Regions from separate parts of the Homo sapiens genome. Here region 2 is linked to region 1. Evidence: chromatin loops called from intact Hi-C (ENCODE). Cell type or tissue: CD4-positive, alpha-beta T cell. All regions are shown on one strand.

Region 1 (2,500 bases):
TAACTTAATAACATAACTTTTTCTTGCAGTTAAAAAGTGTTTATTTGGCCGGGCACAGTGGCTCATGCCTGTAATTCCAGCACTTTGGGAGGCTAAGGTAGGCAGATCACAAAGTCAAAAGATAGAGACCATACTGGCCAACATGGTGAAACCATGTCTCTCCTAAAAATACAAAAATTAGCCAGGCGTGGGAGCACACACTTGTAGTCCCAGCTACTCAAGAGGCTGAGGCAGGAGAACTGCTTAAACCCAGGAGGCGGAGGTTATAGTGAGCCAAGATCATGCCACTGCACTACAGCCTGGACAACAAAGCGAGACTCCGTCTCAAAAAAAAAAAAAAAGGTTTATTCATTCATACACTCATTCAACAAACACACACTGTTACTGTTCACAATTGAGTCCAGTGGGAGAGAGAAGAAAGTGAATGAATAGTTTCATAACAATGTGATAAGTGCAGCACTGGAGGAATGCAGTAGACTAAGGGCTCCTATGCAACCTGAGGGGTGGGAATGACTTGGAATAGGAGTCATCCAAGCTGGGAGGATGGAGAAAATAAGGCAGTAAGTTAGGGCAGCAATGAAATTCATAAATATAAATCTATTTCGATATTCTTTTTTCTTTGGTAGCCTTAAATACACCAAATATAAAATAGAGTTCAATAAACAAGTAAAGTCATCAATTAGCACTTTTTAGCAAATAAAATAAGTAGATTCAAAGTTTTAAGAATGAAAGGTAAAGAACTAATCTCAGAGCCAGGCACTGTGACACACCTGTAGGTCCAGCTACACAGAAGCCTCAGGCAGGAGGATCACTTGACCCCAGGGAGTTCCCAGCTTGGGCAACGTAGCGAGACCCCAGCACATAAAAAAATATATAATTAATCTCACCTTCTAAACAGAGAAAAATGAGTTGAAAAAAGTTATGATGTGACTACCTCAGATTTCCTACAAATGTAGGACAGTTCCCTCTGAGAGAGCTTATTTGGCGGCAGGACCTAATTCAATATAAGGTGGAAATATCAAAGAGAAAATGAAATAAAAACTAAATGGGCCCCTCCACCAACAAAAAATTAAAGATTATTGCGTGGGAGGTCACCATTGAGAATAAAAGACGTAGAACAAACCAAAAAAAGAAGCTCTCAAACTAAGGAGGTGAAAAAAAGAAATCAAACGGGAAACCTGCGGGTCTATGTGCACAGTCTTGGTCTTCCCCCACACAACAAAATCTAGGGCCACTTTAGGGTTCTATGCCCTTTTGTTCCTAACTCGACATTGCCCACTTCTGGCCAGAATGTAAAGCAACCCCCAACCCAGCATCTAAACCCTCCTGGACCTCTGCTGCCCCCCAATGACTGGAAAGAAACTAGGTTTTTTAACACAGGTATCAGTAGCTTCTTCCCCCAAACTCAACTCCTCATGTTTTGTAGTAGCCGCTCAACACATGAAACATACCATCCACTAGGTGGCAGCAAAGCCCACAGAATAACATCAAGTTCCCCTTCCCGAGGTAATTTTCTAGATTACTATACTTTAACTGAATTCGAAAAGCCAACATAATTTCATGTTTGTAAACAGTGCTGCCAGTCAGAGTTTAAAATGTTCTGCCCAACCCTGTAGCCCCCTTGTTCCAGCTAGGATCAAACACTGAATTTTTTAAGACTTGTGAGAGAATGGTCTCCATTATAAAAACAAAACAATGCTAACAAGGCACAGGCATTTGGCAACTATCTCCCTGGGAGCTGAGCACATTTTCAAGCAAGGTTTTGTCCCTTTGGGCCCAGTTCACCCTTCCTTCTGACCCAGGGCCCAATTCATCAGGAACTTTAATTCTCAAACTGTGATCCAATACAGTTCTGTCCTTCTTTTCCTCATTACCCTTCAGAACACCTGAGATGGACTGAGATTTTTTTTTTTTTTTTTAAAAAAGAGTTTCACAGGCCAGGTGCAGTGGCTCACGCCTGTAATCCCAGCACTTTGGGAGGCCAAGGCGAGTGGATCACGAGGACAGGAGTTCAACACCAGCCTAGCCAACAGAGTGAAACCCCATCTCTACTAAAAATACAAAAACTAGCCGGGCAAGTGCCTGTAGTCCCAGCTACTCGGGGAGGCTGCGGCAGGAGAATTGCTTGAACCCGGGAGGCAGGGTTGCAGTGAGCCAAGACTGCACCACTGCACTCTAGCCTGGGCAAGACAGTAAGACTCTGTCTCAAAAAAAAAAAAAAAAGAATTTCACAAAGAAACACAGAAGAACAAACATGGAAAAAACTAAAGTATATACATTTTTAAATACTGAAATCCACTGAGCTTCTTTCTGTCATGGATTCATTCAAAAATATGCCGCCACCTACACAACAAAAACTGATCATTTCAGGTGTGCATGGATTTCTGGGGGTCAGAAGCTCACTGGGAGAATTTTTGCTTTTGTATTTTCATTTGTATAGTCTAAAAAATAAAAAATATTGAGTCTTTCTTGATCACCTGGATAGATACATTAGTTGTAA
Region 2 (2,500 bases), 490 kb after region 1:
GGGAGAGGGAAGGGTTGGGGAGACAGAGGGAAGGGATAAGGAAGGCAAACAGGCAGAGAAGGAAGGGTGAAGAGAAATCGAGAGAAGAAAGAGGGAGAGAGGTGCGAGGGGAGAAGGGAAAGAGGCAGAGCGCGGGAGAAGGGAGCCGGCAGCGGGCTCCCAGCCACGGAGCGCACCCCTCCGAAGACCCCCGCAGGCTGCGGGCCCCCTCCTACCCCTCCGCGGATTCCCGACCCCTGCTCCGGGGCAGGCGCCCTTACCTGGCACTGCCGAGGGGCCCAGGCCGGCGGGAAGCGCCCCCGCCCGCCCCCGTCGCCGGGTCCCGGGGGCACAGCCCCGAGCCGATTGGAGCGGGCGCCGCGGCTCCGCTGCAGGTCTGAGCGGCCCCGGCGAGAACAAGGGAGCGAGACGGAGGGGGCGGGGGAAGAAGACTCCGCCTGCGGAGGAGCGAGGCGGCTCCGCGCCGCGCGGGAGAGGAGAGCCCAGCCTCCGACCCTCCCCGGCCAGCCGGGCCCGCGCGGCGGGGGCGGGGGCGGAGGCGGCGCCGCGCGTCCGCCCCCTCGGCGCTCCTGGGCTGCGGGGCGCATACAGATGCGGCGCCCCTCCCGGACCGGGCCCGCAGCGCCCGGCAGGGCACTCGGGCGGGAGGACGTCCAGGCCACGGCGCCAGGCCATTTCCGAAGAGCTGGCGGGGCGGGTGCACCCGGGAGCGCGAAGCTGCCAGTCCCCGCCCGCAGCGGAAAACGGGCGAGCGCGCGGTGAGGTGGGGAATTCGGAGCCCACTGCGGAGAGACCCGGCTCCGGGCTCCCGGTTCCCGGCTGGCTTTTGGGACTGGTGTGGATGGAATCCCAGCTGCAAGGCGGCGGCGTTTTGAGAGCCCATGCAAAGCACGGTAGCAGGTCAGCTGGGGGACACTTAAGGACGGCAGAAGGGTCCAGAGAGTCCGAGGCCCGGGCCCAGGGAGCGGGTCGGGAACAGAGGCACGACATCGGCGGGAGGTCGGAGGCGGGCAGTGGAACCCTTCTTGGGAAGCTCGGTTACAGGGGCCAACAGAGCGAGGAGCTGCCGCCCCCTGGTGGTAGTTGTGGGAGGCACCAAGGTGGCAGGCAGGTGACCAAACCCCTAATTTAACCGTGCACAGGACCAGGAACCAGAAGAGGACCCACCCTCCTAGCCCTGCTGGGGTGCCGCCACGGACACAGGTTGCTCCATGCCTTCCCGAATGAGGAAGGTCCACAGCTTTGGGTTGGTCAGGGCCAAGGCAGGGGATAAAAGACGTGGGAAGTTCAATAAGCAGGAAGCAGTCAGCCTAAAGGAACACATGGAATGAGAGCAACTCCTACTCCAGATATCCTCAGATGTCCACGCTCAGATATCCACAGTGGCTTCTTAACCTGCCCAAAGAAAGCCACTCACACAGTTTAAAACTAAGTCAGATTTTTATTTTTTTTTCCATAGACCACATCATTTAATAATAAAAAAAATAAAAATAAAAATTGAACAAAAGGAAAAGGTGGATATAAAGTGGAACCTGTGGGAAAGAGGCAAGGGCTGCAGGACAGAAGAGACTGGGAACTGCAGGGGCCCTGGGACTCAGGAGGAGATGCTGATTCAGCTCATAGGTGACCCAGTCCTGGCCCCGGCTGTTCCCAAGAGAAGGCTGTAAGTACCCAGGGAGGTGGTAAGCAGGATGGAGGAAAAATCAGAGGACTGGGGCACCTGGCTGTTCCCCATCTCTGGCCAACCACCTCCTTGCCTAACCTAGCTCTTGCCTCTCAGACTTAATGGGAAATGAGAGGGAGGGTCGGGCTAAGTCCCAAGAGATAGGTTAAGGGGGTGTGTTTGGGGGGAAAAGGATGGCCACTTTTCCATTTGGTATGTATGTAGGGATAGGTGATGTGAAAGACCCTTGGCTCCAGGGTGGTGGAGACTGTGCCTATCCCTCTGTGGCCATAACCCCCTGGGGCCGAGTGGCTGGTACCTGCAGCTCTAGTGTTTTCCCAGCTAGCGGCGCCCACCCCGGTCCCGCACAGGTGTGCTCCGACTCCGGCTTCTGCTGTGGCGCTTGGTGTCCCTGCGATCCCTTTCCCTGCCTCGTTCTCGGTCCCTTTCCCTATCCCGATCTCGGTCCCCCCTGTCCCGCTCCCTTTCTCTCTCTCTCTCCCTGTCCCTCTCCCGACTGTGCTCCCGACGTTTCTCTCGCTCCAGCTGTCGGTTCCGTTCCCGCTCGGCTTCCTTCTCCCGCTCCTTTTGCTCTTCTTCTTCTTGCTCCTTTCGCCGCTTCTCCCGCTCCTTGGCCCGTTCGGCCCGCTCTGCCTCTTTCTGAACGATCTGTAGCCAGGTAGGAAAGGCAGAGAATAGGCAGCTCAGTCCTGGTCACAGCCTCCATTTGTGCCTGGACCCTGCCTCCTAGCTCAGGGTCAGCTTTTCAGTTAAACAGGAAGGGGTTGGGGGCTCAACAACTGCATCCTGTCTTTCTTAGAGCACCTCTCTCCCTCC

The links. Peaks named below come from ENCODE experiments on the same cell type or tissue, not always from the same donor. Only the 100,000 strongest peaks of a DNase experiment are listed, where the experiment ranks them.
Region 2: it touches region 1 in a loop (3-fold over the local background); 13 of 110 quality-filtered maps call a loop at or near these places.

The regions. Positions count from the first base shown.
Region 1 is chr14:22,569,107-22,571,606 of GRCh38, forward strand. All of the region lies in intron 2 of DAD1 (defender against cell death 1), which reads right to left. Among named protein-coding and RNA genes, the nearest start is that of LINC02332, 13 kb to the left of the region's middle. RefSeq lists an enhancer at 1,188-1,910. In CD4-positive, alpha-beta T cell, CTCF peaks have their summits at 1,335 and 1,542; a DNase peak (open chromatin) is centred at 1,355; H3K4me3 peaks cover 1,394 bases; H3K27ac peaks cover 1,710 bases.
Region 2 is chr14:23,057,143-23,059,642 of GRCh38, forward strand. CDH24 (cadherin 24) reads right to left here and starts at 378. Exons shown (of 13, transcript NM_144985.4): 1 at 261-378. It overlaps ACIN1 (apoptotic chromatin condensation inducer 1), which reads right to left. Exons shown (of 19, transcript NM_001386863.1): 19 at 1,422-2,332. The coding sequence ends at 2,006. LOC105370705 (collagen alpha-2(I) chain-like) reads left to right here and starts at 518. Exons shown (of 2, transcript NR_169511.1): 1 at 518-900; 2 at 1,143-1,507. RefSeq lists silencers at 258-377, 458-607. In CD4-positive, alpha-beta T cell, CTCF peaks have their summits at 1,061 (motif pointing left) and 1,260; DNase peaks (open chromatin) are centred at 429, 1,069, 1,705 and 2,086; H3K4me3 peaks cover 1,206 bases.